3 separate regions of the Homo sapiens genome follow, and all the other regions are linked to region 2. A link is an interaction called in ENCODE POLR2A ChIA-PET data of the cell type or tissue named here. Cell type or tissue: CD4-positive, alpha-beta T cell. All regions are shown on one strand.

Region 1 (8,000 bases), 190 kb after region 2:
TTTCCTTCTATTTTCTGTAGAGTTGGTCTTAACTCCCCTTTAAATCTTTAATAGAATTCTCCAGTGAAACAATCTGGGTTGGAGATTTCTTTTTCAGGAAGTTAACTAAAAATTCAATTTTCTAATAGTTATGCAGCTATCCAAATTACCTATTTCAATTAGGTGAGTTGCGGTAGTTTGTACTTTACAAGGAATTGGTCCATTTAATCTAAGTTATCAAATTTATGTATGCAGAGTTGTTTGTAGCATTTCGTTATCCTTTTGATGTCCGCAGCGTCTGTAGTGATTTCCTCTGTTTCACTCCTGATATTGGTAACTGTGTACTATAATTTCTAAAATCTATAAGCGATATTAGTAATTTTTTTCTTCGTCAGTCTTGTCAGAGCTTGGTCAGTTTTACAGATCTTTTCAAAGAACACACTCTTGACTCCACCAACTTTTTCTAATGTTATTCTGTTTTTCATTTCATTGATTTCTGCTCTTTATTATTTCCTTTCTTGTGCTGGTTTTAGGCTTATTTTGCTCTCTTTTTTTAAGTTCTTCTTTTTTTTAAATAACATAAATATTGATGAGATCTCACTGTGTTGCCCAGGCTGGTCTTAAACTCCTGGGCTCAAGTGATTCTCCTGCCTCAGCCTTCCAAAGTTCTGGGATTACAGGCATGAGCCACTGTATTTGGTCGTTTTTCTAAGTTCTTGAAGGAGAGTTTAAGTTTTTCATTTGAGACTTTTCCTCTTTTCTGAGGTATGCATTTAGTGCTACAAATTTTCCTCTTAGCCTTGCTTTAACTGTTCTCACAAATTTTGGTATGTTGTGTTTTCAGTTTCATTCGTTTTATTCTATTTTAAAAATTTCCTTTGAGACTTCCTCTTTGATCCATGGATTATTTAGCATACATTGGCTAGTTTCTAAGTGCTTTGGAGATTTTCCTCCGATCTTTCTGTTGCTGTTCTAGTTTGGTTGCCAAGCAACTGGCCTTTTATTCCTTTCTGAGCCTGCCTGGCCAGTCTCTGGCTTTACCTCCTGGTATGTTGGTGTCACAAAGGGATCTTCATGACTTCACTGCCCTTCCCTCAGGTACTTGAGTCCGGGAACTGACTCTCAACCTGCCTTTGCCTACCTCTCAGTCTCAGAGGAACCCCTTCGTTGAGTTTTTTCCTCCTTTTGGCTCTTGCGTTTCTCTCACCCCATCTCACCTCCGCCTGTCCATCATGAGCCTATTCTATTCCCTGTCCTAAGTTTGCACAAGAGACAAACCTGAGGCTCAGATTGGGTAACACGGCCACAGGTTGACAGCCCAGATGTGATGAGCAGGAACAGAGAGAGCAGAGTCCCCAGGTGAATGGTCAGGCCTTGGGGACTTCAACAAAGAAAGGTGAGGTGCTGGGGCCTGGGGCTCTGAGCCTGAGGAATATAGGACACTGGGAGGACAGCAGGTGGAGTCATGGCTAAGGGGGCTGAGAACGTTCCTGTATCCTTGATTCTAACACTAGGATCAGCCCCAGGAAGACACACATGGGCCTTGACAATGGAAAACTTTGTGCTGGTGGGGTGTCCTAGAAGGGAGCAGGACAAGGGGGAGGAGCGTCTCTCAGTACCGGGTGCTGTGTGACAGGCATTGGGTGATGATCAGGAAAGAGGTTCCTTTCTATCATTTTGATATCTTATTCAGATTTTGCATGAATTGAACAGTCAACTTCTAAGAGGTTTTATTTCAGGAAACGGCAAATTCCTCCCCTTGCCTGTCCCCAGTACCTGCCCCTTAGGATGCCATTTTCTTTTCTTTTCTTTTCTTTTCTTTTCTTTTCTTTTTTGAGACAGAGTTTCACTCTTGTTGCCCAGGCTGGAGTGCGATGGAGCGATCTCAGCTCACTGCAACCACCGCCTCCCAGGTTCAAGCGATTCTCCTGCTTCAGCCTCCTGAGTAGCTGGGATTACAGGCATACGCCACCACGCCCAGCTAATTGTGTACTTTTAGTAGAGATGGGTTTTCTCCATGTTGGTCAGGCTGGTCTCGAACTCTCGACCTCAGGTGATCCGCCTCGGCCTCCAAAAGTGCTGGGATTATAGGCATGAGCCACCGCGCCCGGCCAGGATGCCATTTTCTCCTCTCTGTCTCATTTTTTTTTTTTTTTTTTTGAGACAGAGTCTTGATCTGTTGCCTAGGCTGGAGTGCAGTGGTGCAATATCAGCTTACCACAACCTCCATCTCCCAGGTTCAAGCTATTCTCCTGCCTCAGCCGCCCGAGTAGCTGGGAGTGCACCACCACGCCCAGCTAATTTTTGTATTTTTAGTAGAGACGGGGTTTCACCATGTTGGCCAGACTGGTCTCGAACTCCTGACCTCAGGTGATCTGCCCGCCTCAGCCTCCCAAAGTGCTGGGATTACAGGTGTGAGCCACTGCGCCCAGCCATTTTTTTTAAGGGGTGCTGTCATTGTGTTACCCAGGCTAGCCTCAAACTCCTGGGCTCAAGCGAGGCTCCTGCTTCAGCCTCCGGAATAATTGGTATTACACATGCAAACCTTTCTGAGCTGAGCCACAAGGAGCTTCTCTCATATTATACCCATCCCCCAATGACCCACATCTGCCAGCTCGATTTCAAGGCAGCCTGCTGTCTTCCCTTCTGTTCTGTAAGTGGCTAGATCTCAGGATTATTACATCATAATTTGTTGCAACAATTCGGGTCACAGTTGTCTTTGCTCTAAGGCAATGCTTTTCCTTCCTTCCTTCCTTCCTTCCTTCCTTCCTTCCTTCCTTCCTTCCTTCTTTCCTCCCTCCCTTCCTCTCTTTCTTTTCTTTTCTTTTTTCTTTTTTTTTTTGACAGGGTCTTGCTCTGTTGCCCCAGGCTGGAGCACAGTGGCATGATCTTGGCTGACTGCAACCTCTGCCTCCTGGGCTCAGGCCTCCCGAGTAGCTGGGACCACAGGCATGCACCACTACACCTGGCTAATTTTTGTATTTTCTGTAGAGATGGGGTTTTGCCATGTTGTCAAGGCTATGGCAGTGCTTTTCTGGTGAATGTTCTCCATAAGCCTTGCTTTGCTTTTTCTTTTCTTTTCAATTCTTCTTTTTGTATGATTTTTGTACTTCTCTCCAGGTCATTCTTTCTTGCTAACTTTTATGTCTGAATGTGGCAAGTTTTTCCTAAGTTGATTTTAGCAGAAAGCTTGTCTAGAGAAAGATGAAGAAGCACTGTGGTCCAGGTTCTGATGAATTATCATGGGAAGCCAAGGTCTCTGTCTGTGAGTTTTTTTCTCCATTAAAAAAAAAATAAAATATAGGACTGGGAGAAGTGGCTTACACCTGTAATCCCAGTACTTTGGGAGGCCGAGGCAGGAGGATTACTTGAGACCAGGAGTTTGAGAACAGCCTGGGCAATAGAGCAAGACCCTCATCTCTCCAAAAAATAAAAGTAGCCAGTTATGGTGGTGCATGCCTGGAGTCCTAGCTATTCAGGAGACTGAAGCAGGAGGATCACTTGAGCCCAAAAGTTTGAGACCAGCCTGGGCAACATAGGGAGACCCTGTCTCTACAAAATAAAGGTTAAAAAAAAATGAGGCTGGGCATGGTGGCTCATGCCTGTAATCCCAGCGCTTTGGGAGGCCAAGGCAAATGGATCACTTGAGGCCAAGAGTTCGAGTCAAGCCTGGCCAACATGGTGAAACCCCATCTCTATTAACAATACAAAAATTAGGCCAGGTGCGATGGCTCACGCCTGTAATCCCAGCATTTTGGAAGACCAAGGCAGGCGGATCACAAGGTCAGGAGTTCAAGACCAGCATGATCAACATGGTGAAAACCTGTCTCTACTAAAAAATACAAAAATTAGCTGGTCGTGGTGGCACGCACCTGTAATCCCAGCTACTCAGGAGGCTGAGGCAGGAGAATTACTTGAACCTGGGAGGTGGAGGTTGCAGTGAGCTGAGATCATGCCATTGCACTCCAGCCTGGGCAACAGAGTGAGACTCTGTCTCAAAAAAAAAAAAAAAAAAAATTGAAATGAGTCGCGTATGGTGGCACATACCTGTGGTACCAGCTACTTGGAATGTTGAGGTGAGAGGATCACTTGGGTCCGGAAGGTCAACGCTGCAGTGAATTGTGATAGCACCACTGCACTCCAGCCTGGGCGATGGAGAGAAAAACCTTGTCTCTAAAAAAAAAAAGAAATACAGTAGCCAACATGAAAGTACATATAAACACATATATGTTATGCAGAAAGAGAACTAACTCCAGAACTCATCCCAGTGTAGCCATTGCTCAGCTCCAGAAACAAACTTCTGTGATTATTTTTGCAGACCTCTCTGTACCCACCTTGGCAACCACTATCCAGAATTTTATGTTTTTCAATCAATTGCCTTTCTTTGTAGTCTGCTTCAATTCTTTGTATTTGCACAGATTACATGGAATAGTTTTGCAAGCTTTTTATGCCCTACTGTTCTTCTGGATCTCCACACCTTGTTTGTGACTTTTCTGCATGTTGGAGCATGGAGCCTGTGCAGTATTCCACTGTAGTGGCTGTAGCGCATATCATTTCTCCATTCTTCTGTTAATGTACATTTGGATTGCTTTCAGTTTTGCTGCCTTGATCAATATTTACCTGTCTTCCAGGACACATGCGCAAAGTGCTATGTAGTAGTGGAATTGCAGGGCAAGAGTTGCATGTTCAACTTTATTGGATAAGGCCAAACTGTTTTCCAAAGTGGCCATACTAATTTGGACATTTGCCCGCCACCCCCATCCCAGTGAAAACAGGTTCCTCCTATTCTACTTCCTTGCAAATACTTTGGATTCTTGCATTAATATTAACTCTTCACTTTTTACTCAGTGACTGGTAACTGTAGGGCTATTGATAGGAATACATCTCTCCTTCCTCCTCCATCAAAATGACTATCTTTCATGATGCTGTTACCAGCGGTGAATCCATATGGATCTGCAGCAACTAAATTCCTGCCTCCTTGATGGAAGGAATTCATCTGAGTGGCAGAAGGCAGAGTGAGCAACCAAGGCAAGTTTTAGAGCAGGAGTGAAAGTCTATTAAAAAGTTTTAGAGCGGGATGAAAGGAAGTAAAGTACACTTGGAAAAGGGCCAAGCAGGAAACTTGAGAGATTGCCCTTTGACTTGGGGTTTTGTACATTGGCATGATTCTGGAGGGTTGTGTCTCTCTTTCCCTTATTCTTCCCTTGGGGTGGGATATCCCCATGCAGAGTGGCCTACCAGCACTTGGGAGGGTCTGCATGCACAGTGTGTTTACTGAAGTTGTATGCATGCTCACTTGAAGTGTTTTTCACTTACCAGTGGAATGTTCCTAGAGGAAGGTCATATACCAGTTAAACTCTGCCATTTTGCCTCTTAGTAGGCATGCTTGAGCTCATTCACCCAACTCCTGAGATCTTATCAGGAAACTGCTAATGCAGCTAATCACCAGCTTCAGGTGTTTTGTATCTATTGGGAGACGGCCGTTCCCTTGTGCCAGCTGTGACCAATTAGTATTTTAGAGAGACAGTTTAACAACCACCTAACCATCACCTGATGGTTGTCTGACAGTCCTGGTGGTGTTGGGGGCCTCTCCTTCCCTGCTCATGTCTGTCTAACTACCTACTGTAACATTTCCCCCCTCGAGATTCTAGACCCAATTCTGGAAAAAATGGATGAAGGTCAGTCTTCTGTAGCCGCTTCCTGCTGGCAGAGGGGTGGTGGTGGTTGTTCTGTGGGTTTTGGCCTCTTGCTAGCTGTCAGGGCAGGGTGACTCCATAGACTGATGAAAACAGTATCCAGCCAGATCTAGCAGAGACAGGGAATTCACCTCTGCCGTGTCCCACTGATGGGCAGTCTACTGATCTTCTGTAGAAGGGTGACTCTTGATCATTGAGGAGATGGTATCCCTCACCAAGGATCATCTGGCGCTTGGCAGCCCCAAAGTGAGAGGAGACAAATCAGGTGATTAGATTTAGAAGACATGGACCAAAAAGGAGCAAAAGTAGGAGATTAACAAGTGGACCTAAAAAGGGAAAAACCCAGAGAACCATTTCCATGTTGCTTCCTAATCTAACAAACCCTGAGATGCTTGTTCCCATCAACTAGAGGCTCAGTATAGGAGTTGTCTGATGTTGTCTTGTACTTTTGGCAATTCATTTACCCAAAAGCAACATTTGTTATCTAAGGCTAAGCAAATTCCTCCCTGTGCTTCCATTAACATATCATAGTCCTTGGAGATTTTGGAGGACTACAGCTGCTAAAGAGTCCATTTGTTCTTACACTGTTGTTAAAATTTTAGCCTCAATGTTGTCGGCTATTTCCTTTGTGAGTTGGCTATAGATCAAGGAGACTTTTGTGATTCCAGCAATTCTGATTTCCATACAGGGTATAATGCCATGTTCCACAAGAAGCAGAATTAATTGGATAGCCCTCTTCACCTTGGGCAAGATAGGATGCCTGTAGATTGGTGCTGGAAGAGAGAGATTGCCAGGGACTATGAAGGCGTCTGGGGATACATAGCCTATGGTACAAGTTTCATTCCAGTTAGTGGGGAGGCATTGGTGAACTGATTGGCCACAAATATAGATGGCTCCTTGGGTTTTAAGACAAGTAGAGATGTCCAAATGAAATAAGTCGGTGAGGACAGCTTCAAAAAATCCTGAGGCTGCCAACATGCCCAGGTAGCTCATGGCTATTGTCATACCTGGTAAGACTTGGGTGCCTGGGGTTGCTAGCTGATTCCAATATGTGCCCGGAATTAGAATATTGATCCAGATTTTTACATTACCCATGCCTCTTATTTCATCTGAGCTGTAGCCAGAGATCACTGGTTGGTTCACAGAAGTAAGCAGGATCAGTCTAAATTGCAGAAAAAAACCCTCAAAAACAATTGATGAGACTAGAATCTAATAACAGGTGTACCATAGTCATAGTTTTTTGTTTTGTTTTGTTTTGAGATGGAGTTTCACTCTTGTTGCCCAGGCTGGAGTGCAATGGCGTGATCTCAGCTCACTGCAAACTCTGCTCCCCCAGGTTCAAGTGATTCTCCTGTCTCAGCCTCCCAAGTAGCCGGGATTACAGGCACGTGCCACCATGCCTGGCTAATTTTTTGCATTTTTAGTAGAGATGGGGTTTCTCCGTGTTGGTCAGGCTGGTCTCCAACTCCCAACCTCAGGTTATCTGCCTGCCTCAGCCTCCCAAAGTGCTAGGATAACAGACGTGAGCCACCGCACCCGGCCCCATAGTTCTTAAAACATAATTTTCCTCTCTCCAGTCCTCATTTTTATTAAAAACAGACCACGATAGGACTGATTTGTTTGCAAAATAAGCTTTAGTCTTTTTATACTGATTATTTGCATAAAGCACAGCAAGAATAACTGTTTGCCATATAGGCTCCTTTTTATATTGGCTTTGATGAAACATTATTCCATGAGGAACCTCAGATAAGACTTTAAAGCCTTGAGCCCAGCCATGGTTTTTTGCCATCACATACCTGTATGAGTTGAGTAAATTTCTCTCCTCCTGAGGTCCTAATATAACTTGGGCCTTCCGGGCCTGCTAGGAACTGATATTCTTTACTTATCACAGGTTAGGAACCCTGTACAGGAACTGTATAGACTAGGTATGAGGCCAGTTTTCTCAAGGGGTTTTTATTGGCTCTATAAGTCAACTTTGATTCCTTAAAGGAGTCTGTTTGTATCTCAAAGAAAACCATTCCAGTCAAAGCCTTGGTAAAATAACCAGTGTCTCCAATTGTGTCCTGTTAAAAAAGAAAACAGATTCACATTGCACTTATGCAGATAACTATATTGCTATAAATTAAGAATACAAATAGTTTCCACATTTTGGAGAAATCCAGTAGAGAGAAATATACTCCAAATTTTGTTTACAGGAGTATTCTTTACTCAATTTTTAAAAGCTGTAAATAGCTCAGAAAAGTTGTCTTGGCTTCAAAAAACAAAACAAAGGGTTAGTAATTCTTTAAGCAAAAAGTCATAAAAGGATTATTTTAGTCTTCCATT
Region 2 (8,000 bases):
CTATGAAATTCTCCTAATTACCCTATTTGCATGTGACATCAGTTTCCTGCTGGGAAAAACACTGCAACTCACAAGACTGCCATCTGCTTTACTTCAAGAAAGACCTGCAATCTGTGAAGACCTGTAATCTGTAAATACCTGCTGCCTTGTCTCATCCATTGTATTTGCTCATCTTAGATACCAAGAGCAACTTGGAGCAAGCTGAGTGCACCACAGTCTTTTGGACGATGGGTAGTCTATGGTGTTAGTCCATTCTGAGGTGGACCATATAGTCCATGTCCCTTCCCTCCCATGCCACCCACTACCATATCTCACCAGTCTGAGCCCCAGGATTAAACAAGCACTCTTCCCAAGTGCTTCATGCTACCTAGGCAGTAAGCCCCAGGATCCATTGCCTGCTGAGTTGTGACATGTTGGACTTGAATGACCCATCCTTTCCTGACCTTCTGCCCAGCTCTGAATTCTGGGCACCTGCCCACTGGCACAAAATCTGCTGCAGCTTTGCCAAATGTGGCTATGTGCCTGGCTCCTGCTCTCTTAGCCTCTCTTTGCAGTATATATTTGATGTAATGTTATTACAGTCACTTTCAAATGTGTGCTCATATAGATTCCAGACATCATCAGATGCTTTCTCTGTCCTTTTGGTAAGATGTTCAGAGCATTCAAAGAAAAACAAAAAGGAGATCTAAATTCAGTATCTTTATGTCAATTTTTTTTTTTTTGAGACAGATTTTCGCTCTTGCTGCCCAGGCTGGAGTGCCAGGTGTGATGGCTCATGCCTGTAATCCCAGCACTTTGGGAGGCCAAGGTGGGGGATCACTTGAGCCCAGGAGTTCCAGAACAGCCTGGGCAACATGGCAAAACCCTGTCTCTACAAAAATTAGCTGGGCATGGTGGTGTGTGCGTATAGTCGCAGCTTCTCTGGGGAGAGGGGTGCTGAGGTGGGAGGTTAGCTTGAGTCCAGGAGGTTGAGGCTGCAGTGAGCTGAGATCTTGCCCTGCACTCCAGCCTGGGAGATAGAGTGAGATATATCCTATTTGGATTACTTATATCTTTTTTCTTTCATATGTGAGAAGATGAAAAACACAATTTTCAATGTTTGCCTTTATTACCAACTTTGTATTCTCTGTAAGTAGGCTACTTAATATATGGTCAGTATACACACAACACAGATGAACCTCACTAGCATGGTGAGTGGAAAAAGATAGGCACAAAATGATACACTGGCGGGGCACGGTGGCTCACGCCCGCACTCCTAGCATTTTGGGAGGCCGAGGTGGTCAGATTGCCTGAGCTCAGAGGTTCGAGACCAGTCTGGGCAATATTGTGAAACCCCATTCCTACTAAAAATACAAAAAATTATCCAGACATAGTGGTGCATGCCTGTAGTCCCAGCTACTTAGGAGGCTGAGGCACAAGAACCCGGGAGGCAGAGTTTGTAGTGACCAGAGATCTTGCCACTGAACTCCAGCCTGGACAACAGAACAAGACTCTGTCTCAAAAAATAAAAATAAAAAAAAAGAATAAGAAAACTAAAATGTTAGGCCAGGTGCGGTGGTTCACGCCTGTAATCTCAGCACTTTGCGGGGCCAAGGTGGGTGGATCACGAGGTCAGGAGATCAAGACCACCCTGGCTAACATGGTGAAACCCCGTCTCTACTAAAAATACAAAAAATTAGCTGGGCGTGGTGGCGGGCACCTGTAATCCCAGCTACTCAGGAGGCTGAGCCAGGAGAATGGCGTGAACCTGGGAGGCGGAGCTTGCAGTGAGTCGAGATCGCGCCACTGCACTCCAGCCTGGGTGACAGAGCGAGACTCCGTCTCAAAAAAAAAAAAAAAAAAAAAAAAAGTCAGAACAGATATGGTTGTAATTCTCTAAATCTAACTTTTCAATCACAATTTGTTAGAATGTGTTTCAAAGTTTCAAATTCTGCCTCGTTTCTTCAAGAGTAGATGGATGTTCCACTCATCTATGAGGACCTTCTAGGTTTGGTGGGAGACGGGAGCCCTGCTTTTGCCCCGATGTGCCCGGTGGATATGGTCTTCTTTCCTCTAGACTGGGCTCTTGGTACTTGCCACTGGGTCTGTCTTCCTGTTTCCTGCCTCATTCCCTGTTCAGGGCAGACCAATTTCCAGAGTCTCTTCAATTCCAGTCTCTCCCACGCTGCTGTATGAGCTGGCGTTTGACAGGAACCAATATATAACAATTTCAACCACAGTACTAGGAATATGGGACAACCTGCAGGACTGAATACCTTCTTAGTCTGCTTAGGCTGCTATAACAACATATAATAATCTGGGTAGCTTATAAACTACAGATATTTATTTTTCAAAGCTCCAGAGGCTGTGAAGTCCAAGATCAAGGTGCTGGCAGATTCAGTGTCTGGTGAGGCCCTGATTCATAGATGGCACCTTATAGCTGTGTCCTCACATGGTGGAACAGATGTGCTAACTCTCTGAGATCTCTTTTATAAGAGATCCAGGCTAGGCGCGGTGGCTCACGCCTGTAATCTCAGCACTTTGGGAGACTGAGGCAGGCAGATTTGCTTGAGCTCAGGAGCTTGAGACCAGCCTGGGCAACATGGCAAAACCCTGTCTCGACAAAAAATACAAAAATTAGCTGGGTGTGGTGTGTGTACCTGTAGACCCAGCTACTCAAGAGGCTGAAGCAGGAGGATTGCTTGAGCCCAGGAGGCGGAAGTTGCAGTGAGCTGAGATCACGCCAGTGTGCTCCAGCCTGCTGGGTGGCAGTGTGAGACCCTGTCTGAAAATAAAAATAAAAATAAAAGATCTAATCCTATTCATGAGGGTTCTACTCTCATGATCTACTCACCTCCCAAATGCTCTACTTCCTAATAGCATCATATTGGTGATTCAATTTCAACACGGAAACTGGGAGAGCAGGGAGCAACACAAACATTCAGACCATAGCAGCTCTTGTAGGAATAACTTTAGATTCAAATGACTGGTGATTTGAAACATTTGTCCCATTCTCCCAAAAAAAAAAGACCCTTAGACAAGGACTTGGGTACAGGTCATTTATTTGGAAGGAGATCCCAGGAAGCCCAGTGAGAGGGAAGGGAGGAGACTCACAAAAGGGTAGATTAATAAATAAGTCCCCACTTAGGACAGCCCTAGCTCAATGGGGCCCCTCTGAGAGAATGGGTAGAAGAAGCCTCAGAAACATCACACCAAAAGACTGGAAAGCTGTGGTATTTACATGCAGTTATAAACTGAATGTCTATGTATCCCCCAACTAAATGTATATATTAGGAACCTAAACCCCAGTGAGGATGTATTAATATTTAGAGATTAGACCTTTTGTAATTACAGTTGGCCCTTGAACAACACTGGTTTGAATTACTTGGGTCCCGTTATATGTGGAATGTTTCCAATAAAAATTAACACCATGTGTGCCTCTCCTGCTTCCCCTTCTACCTCCTTCACCTCCGCAACCCCTGAGACAGCAAGACCAATCCCTCCTCTTCCTCCTCCACCTCCTCAGCCTACTCAACACTCAGACAAGAATGAAGACCTTTATGATGATCTGCTTCCACTTAATGAATAGTAAATATACTTTCTCTTCTTTATGGTTTTCTTTATCTAGCTTACTTTATTGTAAGAATACAGTATATAATACATATAACACACACCAACTGTTTATGTTATCTGTAAGGCCATCTATAAGGCTTCTGGTCAACAAACAATGGTCTATTAGTAGTTAGTTTTATTTTTCCATGTCCTAATTCCTTGAGGTAGTTAAGTTTTTGAGGAATCAAAAGTTATATGTGAGTTTTCAACTGTGTGAGGGGTTGATGTCCCTAGCCCCTGTGTTGTTCAAGGGTCAAGCATAAGGTTATCTGAGATCATAAGGGTGGGGCCCTGATCTGATAGGATTAGTGCCCTTATGAGAAAAGACACTGGACAGCTTGCTCTCTCTTCCCATGTGCATGCACTAAGGCCTTCTCACTAAGACCTCCTCACATGGCCTTTCCTGCAAGCCAGGAAGAAAGCCTTCATCAGAAACCAGATCAGCCAGAATCTTGATCTTGGACTTCTAGAATCAAGAACTGTGAGCAAATAAAATTGTGTTGTTTAAGCCACATAGTGTTTAGTATTTTGTTATGGCAGCCTGAGTAGACTAAGACATGCGTCATCTTTCATTATCACTGGTTGAAGATTTCCCTTGAGGGTGCTGCAGGTGGCTTGAGGTGGGGAGCCTTGTCAGCACATACAGAACCTTCCTCCCTGGCTGCAGGTGAACTGGGAGTGGAGCCAATGGCACATGGAAAGGCCACACTGAGTGTGCTGTCCCATTGTTTCTAATCTTCGACTTACAGATGCTGCCACATTGACTATTCTATCCATGTGCTTGTTTTGCACACGTTGCGCTATAAATTAGGGATAAAGTTGCTCCATCAAACGGTATGGATGCCCAAATTGTTCTCCTAAAGAGATTATGTCCATTTACATTCCACCAACAATATCTGTTTTTCCACGCCCTTTCTGATACAGTTTATCAGTCATTTTGATCTTGCCAGCCTCTTAGGTAGAACAGTGTGTCATTGTGGTTTTCACAGGTAAATGTCTTCTAACTCAGTGTAACAGAGTGTGAGGCAAAGGAGGGGGAAGAAAGCTTCCCTGCTTCTTTGGCAACCTCAGCTCATACATGAATTCTTCACTGAGGACACGGATACACCAGCAACCTCAAAGGTTATAGTGTCTTTGTCCTGGTTAGGGCAGGAAGCAACTCCCCTTCAGTATATTGTCTGACTTCCCTGGTAACCATGGTAACAATGTCAGTGTCAACAAAGTCAGCAGAAGTAGCTTCACAAGCATCAAAGAACTTAGAACAGACTAAAGCCCAGGAAACTACAGTGGGAGTGGGGGCAGGGGTGGTGTAAGGGTACATACTGCATGGTAGTAGCTATGTTTGTGAGCTCACCTAAGTTACTCCTGTTCATTTCCAGAAGAGGTAGATTCAGAGACAGAGAAAAGCCACATGTGCTGTTATAGAGTTCCTGTAATTTTATCTCCGAATTCGTTCTACAGCTATTTTACTAAGCTTCATCATAGACATATATTGCTGTACAAGGGAGAAGGACTCTAATATTCAAGCAGTTGAAAAACATTATTTGCTGTCAACTCCACTATTCCTATAGATGAACTAGAAATGGGATGACTGTGTAGAGCACTCAAGGTCAAAAGGAAGGTTGCAGGGAATTTATGGGAAAATCTGGGAAACACAGATCTAAGGACATGTAGGCAAAGGGCTGTAAATGGATAGGACTGTATAGTGAGAGTTCTGGCCAGGCACAGTGGCTCACACCTGTAATCTCAGTACCTTGGGAGGCTGAGGTGGGAGGATCTCTTGCGGCCAAAGAACTCGAGACCAGCCTGGGCAATATAGTAAGACCCATCTATACAAAAAATAAAAAAGTTAGCTGGGCATGTGGTATGTGCCTGTAGTTCCAGCTACTCAGGAGCTGAGGTGGGAAGATGACTTGAGGCTGGGAAGTTGAGGCTGCAGGGAGCCATAATCACATCACTGCACTCCAACCTCGGGGCAGAGCAAGACCCTGCCTCAAAAAAAAAAAAAAAAAAAAAAAAAAAAAAAAAAAAAGAAAAAGAAAAAGAAAAAAAGAAAGAAAAAGAAATTTCCCGGGTAAAAGTTTAAATGCCTATTCTTTCATTTTTAAAAAACATTTTACTTTTTCTTTTGAGTCTCACTCTGTCACCCAGACTGGAGTGCAGTGGCCTGATCGTGTCTCACTGCAACCTCTGCCTCCTAGGTTCAAATGATTCTTGTGCCTCAGCCTCCCAAGTGGCTGGTATTACAGGTGTGTGCCACCACTCCCGGCTAATTTTGTTGTTGTTGTTGTCATTTCTTGTAGAGATGAGGTTTTGCTATATTGTCCAGGCTGGTGTCAAATTACTGGACTCAAGTGATCCATTCACCTTGGCCTCCCAAAGTGCTGGGATTACAGGCATGAGCCACTGCACCCAGCTGATTGTGTGGTTTAAAAACATAAATTATTTTATCAGACAATAATTCTGAGGGAGACTCCATTCTAGAGGCTGGAAAGTCCAAGATCAAGGTTCTGCTAGGGTTTCTAATGAGGCTGCAAATAGCCACCTTCTCTCTGCATGGCAGAGAGAGAGAAAGTGAGCTTTCTGGTGTCTCTGCTTTAAGTGCATGAATCCTATCAGAACAGGTACCCACCCTTATAACTGAAGTTAATCTTAATTACCTCCTTATATAGGACCTGTCTCCAAACACAGTCATATTGTGGGTTAGGGCTTCAACATATGAATATAGGGGTGCACAATTCAGTCCATAGCAGATGGAATAAACATATTTGATACAACTGAAAGGATAATTCATAAAGTAGAAGATAGGTCAGAAGAAACTATCCAGGATATAGCGCGGAAAGACAAAAAGACATAAAGCACACAAGACTTGAGAGGAGATCTAGAGGATAATGGAAGAAGGTCTAGTATATATTTAACCCGAGTCTTAGAAGAAGAAAAGACAAAGAATGAGGCAGAAGCAACATTTGAAAAAATATATACCTAAGAATTCTTGGAACTAATGAAGGACATCAACCCACAGATTCATGAAGCCTAACAAATCCCAAAGAGTATAAATTTTTTTAAATTAACGCCTAGATATGTTATGAAGACACTTCAGAAACCAAAGAGAACAATTTTAAAGTATTCACAGGAAAAAGAGATTCCTTTCAAAAGACTTATTTACAGGAGCTAGAAGAGAATGGAATTATATCTTCAGTTGGCTGAAAGAAAATAACTGCCAATGTAGAATCCTACTGACGACAAAAGTATCCTTCCAGAACAAAGGCAATTACAAGTACAAGTTGGGGGTAAAAGGCAACATAAAAACATTTTAGACAAACTGAACAAGAAGACTTCAACCACCAGCAAACATGCATTAAAGGAAAATCTAACAGGCATTATTTCGGGAGAATGAAAATGATCCAAAATGAAAATCAGAGGTGCAAGAAGGAATAAAGAGCAAATAATTGCTATATATGTGAGTAATTTTAAATAAGCATTCAGTATACAAAACAAAAATAGGCGGGGTGCAGTGGCTCATGCCTGTAATCCCAGAACTTTCGGATGCCAAGGCAGAAGGATCACTTGAGGTCAGGAGTTCAAGACCAGATTGGCCAACATGGTGAAACTCCGTCTTTACTAAAAATACAAAAATTAGCTGGGCATGGTGGCACGTACCTATAATTCCAGCTATCTGGGAGTCTGAGGCACAAGAATTGCTGGAACCCGGGAGGCAGAGGTTGCAATGAGCCCAGAACGCACTGTTGCACTCCAGCCTGGGCAAGAGAGTGAAACTCCATCTCAAACAAACAAAAACAAAATAATAATGTCACATGGAATCTTAACAGAATTAAAATATAAAGGGAGACAATTGTTTCAATGTCATGATGAAGATTAGAGGTTAGAGGATTTCAGATTTACAACAACAAAGTTATTTTATGCATGCATGTATGTATGTATATATGTATGTATGTATTTTTTGAGATGGAGTCTCACTCTGTCGCCCAGGCTGGAGTGTAGTGGCGTGATCTTAGCTTACTGCAACCTCTGCCTCTCAGGTTCAAGTGATTCTCCTGCCTCAGCCTACCAAGTAGCTGGGATTACAGGTGCGTGCCACCATGCCCAGCTAATTTTTGTATTTTTAGTAGAGACAGGGTTTCACCATGTTGGCCAGGATGGTCTCGATCTCCTGACCTCGTGATCCACCCACCTCGGACTCCCAAAGTGCTGGGATTACAGGTGTGAGCCACTGTGCGCGGCCATGTAATTTTTTATTTTTTTTTTGAGATGGAGTCTTGCTCTGTCGCCCAGGCTGGAGTGCCATGGCACGATCTCGGCTCACTGCAAGCTCCGCCTCCTGGGTTCATGCCATGCAATTTTTTAGAGATGAGGTCTTAGTAGGTATGTTGCCCAGCCTGGTCTTGAAC
Region 3 (8,000 bases), 110 kb after region 2:
GCATTTGGAACAGCTCCTGAGGCTTTTATTTGGTATGGTATCAAATTTGGGGAGGGGGGCGCTCAGGGTGGAAATCAAACCAGATTGCTTGACTTTGGTAAATCAAGTGGAAGATGATGCTTTGTTGACTTTTGGAGAGGTTTTCTGGGAGGTGTTTTTGTGCTTGTGTATATAGCTTTGTATAGTACATTTACTGCAGCTGTTTACCGCTAAGTTACTGTAGTCACTCTTCCAAACATCTTTGAGAATAAAAGACTCAATTTCTATAATCAGTTCATTTCCCTTTTATTATATTTACTTAAGTTTTCCATTTGCTTTCATGCAGTAGAAATCTAGAGATAATTTTGTACTAGCTGTTGATTTTAGTACATAGGAATAATATCTGATTTCCCTTAAGTTGATTAAAATAGTTATTTAAAGTTAGTCAACAAATAGCAAAATACAAACTATTTAATCATGTATATGAGGTTGTCTTTAGTTGAGAACCGCAGCAGTAAACACCAAATGAAAGGGCACCTTATTTGGTTAAGGTTAAGACTGAAGTGGTCATTCAGCTCTTTTGATGGGTGATAGAGTATTTGCTCTCTTAAAATTAATTCAGTAATTTAAATGTCAGGCTTTTTTTTTTTTTTTTTATTTGAGACAGAGTCTCATTCTGTCACACAGGCAGGAGTGTGGTGGCACAATCTCAGCTCACTGCAACCTCCACCTTCTGGGTTCAAGTGATTCTCATGCCTCCCAAAGTGCTCGGATTATAGGCGTGAGCCACCACACCTGGCCGCCATGTTTACTCTTAGATGCAGAAAGTAGAATAAGAAATTATTTATTTTAGAAATTATTTTGATGAAGGGAAGCCTTTTTTTTTTCTTTTTCTTTTTTGAGATGGAGTCTCCCTCTGTTGCCCAGGCTGGAGTGCAGTGGCATGATCTCGGCTTACCACAACCTCCACCTCCTGGGTTCAAGTGATTCTCCTGCCTCAGCTTCCCGAGTAGCTGGGACTACAGGCACGTGCCATCATGCCCAGCTAATTTTTGTAGTTTTAGTAGAGATGTTGGCCAGGCTGGTCTTGAATTCCTGACCTCATGATCTGCCCTCCTGAGCCTCCCAAAGTGCTGGGATTACAGGCATGAGCCACCATGCCCGGCCTTTTTTCTTTCTTTCTTTTCTTTTGAGATAGAGTCTCGCTGTGTTGCCCAGGTTGGAGTGCAGTGGCACTATCTTTGCTCACTGCAACTTCTGCCTCCCAGGTTCAAGTGATTCTCCCGCCTCAACCTCCTGGGTAGCTGGGATTACCGGTGCCCACCACCATGCCCAGCCAATTTTTGTATTTTTAGTAGAGACAAAGTTTCACCATGTTGGCCAGACTGGTCTTGAACTCCTGACCTCAGGTGATCCACCCGCCTCGGCTTCCTAAAGTGCTGGGATTACAGGCATGAGCCACTGTGCCTGGCCAAAGGGAAGGTTTGCACTAGTGTAGTATTGGGTATTCTAACCAAAATGGTAGAGTTGCCAAATAGGGAATTTCATATCCAAATGTGACATGACTGCACATTGGTGGTCTTGCACTCTGTGAGATGAATATTTGACAGTGTACATTTATAAATATATATATGTGTATGTATTCAGTGTTACATTTTATAATTGATGTAAATGTGATGATACATAGTTTATAGCTAACATAGAGCCTGGACTCTTGACCCTCATCTCAACCTGAGCCCTGTTGATGTTTGGAGCTGGACAATTAATCATTTGTGGAGGGCTGTTCTGCGTATTGTATGGTGTTCAGCAGGGCCTTTACCCCTAGATGCTAGGAGTGCCACTCCCAGTTGTGACAACCAAAAATGCCTCCTGGCATTACCAAATAATCCCCTGGAGGGAAGAATTGCCTTTGGTGAGAACTGCTGGTATAGATCTATCTACCTTGACTGGGAAGTGTGGTTAATTGTGTGTAGCAGTGTTCATTAAATGATTCAGGGGGAGGGGAAGGGAGCAAAGCAGAACTAGAAAAATGACTATGTAAGGTAGCTATGAAAGGTACTTTAGAATTGTTTCATAAGGTAATATATAAATGCAAATGAAATTTAAGCTGGTAGAGTAATGTACATGATGCAGAATAAAGATGTGATTGGAATTCTTGTAACATTGGTGGGGGGGGCAAAGGTTTTTTTGAGGGGTGTTGGAGAAGTTATGATGTAGAATATGGTGTGTCTTTGGATGGAGTATGTTCTTTCTCCATTTAAATTATGTAAGTATCTCGAAGTATATTATATGTACATGTGTGTATTAAGCTATTTTTTATATTCCTTTAGGTACTTAAGTTAGTGGATGGGAAACAGATTCCTTTGACTGACAGGGAAGAAATGAAAAAATTAGCTAGACAAAATGTGGATAAGTGGAAAAGAACTTCAAAGGCTTGGAGTTTAGACTTCTTTCTTATTCTTTTTTTAATCTCCTTAAATTCCTTTTACTATGGAGTTCAGATTTCTATAAATAATCAAAGTGATTCCAAGCCAGGGATGTGAGGAAGAATCCTAATTGACAAAATGGATATAAGGTCAATTAGATAGAATCATCAGGATTTGATAATAGGTTGTAGGTAGAGTTGAGACTGTAAATTTGAGCCTGTAGAACCTGAGTAATGATGGTCCTAGGGTTAATAAAGAGAAAATCTGAAAAGTTATTTGTGTAGAAAGTTTTTTCTTTTTTTTTGGAGGGGGAGGCAGGTGGGGGGGCTCACCTCAACCTCCACCTCCCAGGTTCAAGCAATTCTCCTGCCTCAGCCTCCTGAGTAGCTGAGATTACAGACATGTGCCACCACGCCCGGCTAATTTTGTATTTTTAGTAGAGACGGGGTTTCTCCATGTTGGTCAGGCTGGTCTTGAACTCCTGACCTCAAGTGATCTGCCCTCCTCGGCCTCCCAAAGTGCTGGGATTACAGGTGTGAGCCACTTGCCTGGACTCCTTCTTTTCTTTTTCTTTTAATGATAAGTTACATTGTGTCTTAGAAGCAGATTCTCAAACTTGTTCCACAACATAACAAGTAGTTTGTTTTAGTGGGTGATACTTTGGTTGTTTCCTTTGTGTTAAAGTAGAAATTCATTAAGTGAAGCTTTTTTCTCTCTATAGTTGTTTTTCTTCTCTACCACAGTATTACCCTGGTCAGGAAAGATACCTTGAATTCAGAACAGCTGCTTATCAGAAGAGAAAGTATGTAGCAAAAGAATCTTGACGACTTAAAAAATAACAAGTTTGGATACTTTGTTTTACAGTGTGTATTTCGGGCATGTATTCTGTCTTGTTTTGTTTTCTTTTTGAACATATATTCTGAAAGAATAGCTTTGTAGCACTAGGCTTCAAACTTGCTAGATACTTCCCAAGTAATTGAGTCACTGTTTATATAAGGACTCTGAAATTAATCTTTTTTTTTGCTCATAATTGAGATTCATTTTCATTTTTTGCTTTTTTTAAAAAAACTTTATTGAGACTTTGTGTTTTGTTTTTTTCGAGACAGGGTCTTGCTCTGTGGCTCAGGCTAGAGTACAGTGGCACAGTCACAGCTCACTACAGCCTCAACATCCTGTGCTAAAGTGATCCTCCCAGCTCAGTCTCAATCTGTAGCTGGAACTACAGGCATGCTCCCCATGCCTGGCGTGTGTGTGTGTGTGTGTGTGTGTGTGTGTGTAGACATGAGGCCTCACTATATTGCCCAAATTGGTCTCAAACTCCTGGGCTCAAGTCATCCTCCTGCCTCAGCCTCCTTAAGTGTTTGTATTACAGGCATGAGGCACTGTGCCTGGTTTATTTTTTTGCTTTTTCACTTGTTTCTTTCCCGCCCCCCCCCCCCCGCACTAAAGTTACTTTAAAACAAAAACAAAAACAATCCCACCATAAAACTGCAAAGACATTAAATATTGCTTTTAAAAATATAAATAGCTCTTGGTTGAAGTTGTTTCTTGATGGTGGCTAGCTAAGGCATATATTTTTATACTATAAGTTACTTTTCTTTTTTTTCCTAGCACGACATCATAAAATAAATCCATCAGAATGACACCTTCTCAGGTTGCCTTTGAAATAAGAGGAACTCTTTTACCAGGTATTGTAAAAGTTTTACTTTAAAACAATTAAAATTAAATTAGCATGTTTCTTATCTGGATTACCTTAAATATGGAGTTGCTATTAGAGTGGGCCTGATTTTTTAGATGAAAATATCTATAGGTCTTGCCTGACAGCAGAAATGTGCTTGGAGCATAGTAAACACACCAAAAACCTCCTCAAACTCTGTCTTGTTCTCATGTTTTCCCAAGAAAGCTATGAATTTATACCTAATTTTGCACAGGGCAGAGATGGTTGGGCTGTGGTTTCTAGGCAGTATGAAAATGAAGGAAACTTTGCTAGTGCAAGAAGTTGGTAGGCCGGGCGCAGTGGCTTATGCCTGTAATCCCAGCACTTTGGGAGGCTGAGGCGGGTAGATCACTTGAGGTCAGGAGTTCAAGACCAGCCTGGCCAACATGGTGAAACCCCATCTCTACTAAAAATACAAAAATTAGCCGGATATGGTGGCATGTGCCTGTAATCCCAGCTACTTGGGAGGCTGAGGCAGGAGAATTGCTTGAACCCAGGAGGCAGAGGTTGCAGTGACCTGAGATCGTGCCATTGCACTCCACCCTGGGTGACAGAGCCAGAATCCGTCTCAAAAAAAAAAAAAAAAAAGAATAAGTTGGTGAAACAATTGGCTGGGATAACCTTGTTCCTATGTGTGAATATGTTTTTAGCCTCATTGTATTTTTTGCTGTCCCTTAAAGTGCTGTGAGATAATTTTAGTGTGAGATAGCATGTCAAAGCCGTATCACACCTGGGCTCTCATAAAACTGAGGTACCTCTCGGTTTTATGTACTCTGGCTATACTGGCCTTTCAGTTCCTTAAATGTGCTCCATTCCTTCCTCCTTTCTTCCTCTTTTAGGACGTTCTCAAATGCTGTTTCCTCTGCCTAGATCTTTGCCCACTCTCATACTCCCCCTGTTCCTTCTCTTCTCTCCCCTGTCCCCACTGCCAGCCTCCAGATTCCACTAGGTTCTGGCCCTATTTTATAGCACCTCTTGGAGATTTTATAGAATTATTTGAGTGACAGATTGTAAACTCTGTTGAAAACATTACTTTTTTTTTGAGATGGAGTGTTGCTCTGTCGCCCAGGCTAGAGTGCAGTGATGCGATCCCAGCTCACTGCAACCTCCGCCTCCCGGGTTTAAGCAATTCTCCTGCCTCAGCCTCCCAAGTAGCTGGGATTACAGGTGTCCATCACCGTGCCTGGCTAATTTTTGTATTTTTAGTAGAGACAGGGTTTCACTATCTTGTCCAGTCTGGTCTCAAACTTCTGACCTCGTGATCCACCTGCCTCTCGGCCTCCCAAAGTGCTGGATTACAGGTAGGAGCCACCGTGCCCAGCCCCCTCTTTTTTTTTTTTTTTTTTTTAATTGAGATGGAGTCTCACTCTGTTGCCTAGGCTGGAGTGCAATGACGCGATCTCGGCTCACTGCAACCTCTGCTCCTCGAATTCAAGCGATTCTTCTGTTTTGGGCTCCTGAGTAGCTGGGATTACAGATGCCTGACACCACACCTGGCTAATTTTTGTATTTTTTGTAGAGATGGGGTTTTGCCATGTTGGCCAGGCCAGTCTCAAACTCCTGACCTAAGGTCATCTGCCTACCTTGGCCCCGCAAAGTGCTGAGATTACAGGTGTGAGATTACAGACCGTGCCTGGTCAAAATATGACCTTGTCTTGTTTATGCTGAATTCCTGCGCCTAGCAGAGAGCCTGGATCAGAGCAGGGGCATAGTATATCTGTATTCAAAGAATGAGTGAATGACTCACACTACATCTAGCTTCTTTATTCTAGCATTCATCACAGCAATTGGCAGAGTATGTGTGAGTCTAAGTTCAAATTCTTAGCCAAGATGATCTGGTATAGTTCTACCCCTGGGCAGAATTGAGCAGATTGAAGATTGCTAGTCAGCTGATGGGTTGGCTCCCTTGAGCCAAGTGCTCACCTCTGGTTTAGTGTGTGGCCACTTCCGTGGAGAGAAGACGGAATTTTCTCTTTCTGGGGAGTTGTAGGCAGGCAGTTGAAGCTAGAAGGAGCTGGCCATGTCGGGCAAATGGACTGACCGCAGAACTGGCCACAGAAGTGTCAGCTTGATTGGGGTCAGGGATTAGAGGGAAGGAGATAATGGTGGATGTGGATATAGATGACTCTGTACGTGCCAAGGAGGAGGCTGAGGGACAGCAAGGGGATACTGGGGGAGACCCCACCTCAATTCCCCCATCACCTTGATTTCCTCACTGCACAGGAGGAAGGACCCTCTGCTAAATGTGGCGAGAATGGTAGTGCAGAGAGGACTGACCTTGGGGGAAACAAGTACAACCAGGAGAGGATACAAATAGAGTATGTGGAGGTGCTGTTTGCAGATTTCTTTAGTAAGCATTCAAGTCTTCATAATCTTTTATAACTGAGAGCCAATTAAAGAAAGGTCTGTTTGTTTTAGTGAAAAATTTCCTCATTTTCAGCAGCCATATTCCCCTGGAATCAGCAGAAAGAGAAAGTAACATTGCAGGGGGAATTGGTAAAATGCAGGAGCACCTATAAGAGGCAAGTGAACCACTGAGTCCCCATTTTACTTTTTCCAATTGGAGTTTGTTCTTTTCATAGCAAAAAGTAGCCTGCTGTTTTATGTGGGGGATGAGAAATAACGAGTCCATGAAGAAGTTTTTTTTGTTGTTAAGAGACAGGGTTGGCTGGGCATGGTGGCTCATGCCTGTAATCCCAGCACTTTAGGAGGCCGAGGTGGGTGGATCATCTGAGGTCAGGAGTTTGAGACCAACTGGACCAACAAGGTGAAACTCCGTCTCTACTAAAAATACAAAAATTAGCCGGGCATGATGGTGCGTGCCTGTAGTCCCAGCTACTCGGGAGGCTGAGACAGGAGAATTGCTTGAACCCTGGAGGTAGAAGTTGCAGTGAGCTGAGATTGCGCCACTGTACTCCAGCCTGGGCGATGGAGCAAGACTCCATCTCAAAAAAAAAAAAAAAAAAAAAAAAAGATTAACAGGGTCTCCCTCTATTGCCCAGGTTGAAGTGCAGTGGTGCAGTCATAGCTCCTCAAACTCCTGGACTCTGGTGATCCTCCTGACTCAACCTCATGAGGAACTGGGACTATAGGTGCACAACACAGTGCCTGGCTAATTTTAAAATTATTCTTACTTAAAATTTTTTTTTGTACAGACAGGGTCTCACTATATTGCCCAGGCTGGAGCGCAGTGATGCAATCTTGGCTCACTGCAACCTCTACCTCCCCCCAGGTTTAAGTGATTCTCATTCCTCAGCCTCCCGAGTAGCTGGAATTACAGGTGTGTGCTGCCATGCCCAGCTAACTTTGTGTTTTTATCTATTTTATTTAAAAAAAATTTTTTTCGAGACAGAGTCTTGCCCTGTCACCCAAGCTGAAGTGCAGTGGCATGATCTTGGCTCACTGCACCCTCCACCTGCCAGGTTCAAGCGATTCTCCTGCTTCATCCTCCTGAGTAGTTGCGATTACAGGTGCTTGCCACCATACCCGGCTAATTTTTTTTTTTTTAAGAGTCTCGCTCTGTCGCCCAGGCTGGAGTGCACTGGTGTGATCTTGGCTCACTGCAGCCTCAGCCTCCTGGGTTCAATTGATTCTCCTGCCTCAGCCTCCTGAGTAACTGGGATTACAGGTGCCTGCTACCACACCCAGCTAATTTTTGTATTTTTAGTAGAGATGGGGTTTCACTATGTTGGCCAGGCTGGTCTTGAACTCCTGACCTAGTGATCTGCCTGCCTTGGCCTCCCAAAGTGCTGGGATTATAGGCATGAGCCACCGCACCCGGCTTGCACCCAGCTAATTTTTTATTTTCAGTAGAGATGAGGTTTCACCATGTTGTCCAGGCTGGTCTTGAACTCCTGACCTCAAGTGATCCACCCACT

The links. Peaks named below come from ENCODE experiments on the same cell type or tissue, not always from the same donor. Only the 100,000 strongest peaks of a DNase experiment are listed, where the experiment ranks them.
Region 1: POLR2A ChIA-PET joins it to region 2 with 11 read pairs; 5 of 35 experiments call an interaction of 5 or more read pairs at or near these places.
Region 3: POLR2A ChIA-PET joins it to region 2 with 14 read pairs; 17 of 35 experiments call an interaction of 5 or more read pairs at or near these places.

What each region holds. Positions count from the first base shown.
Region 1 is chr20:5,519,715-5,527,714 of GRCh38, reverse strand. No RefSeq gene overlaps it. Among named protein-coding and RNA genes, the nearest start is that of LINC01729, 14 kb to the right of the region's middle. In CD4-positive, alpha-beta T cell, no CTCF peak of the experiment used is centred here; no DNase peak of the experiment used is centred here.
Region 2 is chr20:5,711,532-5,719,531 of GRCh38, reverse strand. No RefSeq gene overlaps it. Among named protein-coding and RNA genes, the nearest start is that of SHLD1, 35 kb to the left of the region's middle. RefSeq lists a silencer at 4,655-4,949. In CD4-positive, alpha-beta T cell, no CTCF peak of the experiment used is centred here; DNase peaks (open chromatin) are centred at 4,761 and 5,351; H3K27ac peaks cover 2,977 bases.
Region 3 is chr20:5,600,457-5,608,456 of GRCh38, reverse strand. It overlaps GPCPD1 (glycerophosphocholine phosphodiesterase 1), which reads left to right. Exons shown (of 20, transcript NM_019593.5): 2 at 4,017-4,093. The coding sequence starts at 4,045. Among named protein-coding and RNA genes, the nearest start is that of GPCPD1, 6.5 kb to the left of the region's middle. RefSeq lists a silencer at 1,724-1,773. In CD4-positive, alpha-beta T cell, no CTCF peak of the experiment used is centred here; a DNase peak (open chromatin) is centred at 3,596; H3K4me3 peaks cover 610 bases; H3K27ac peaks cover 638 bases.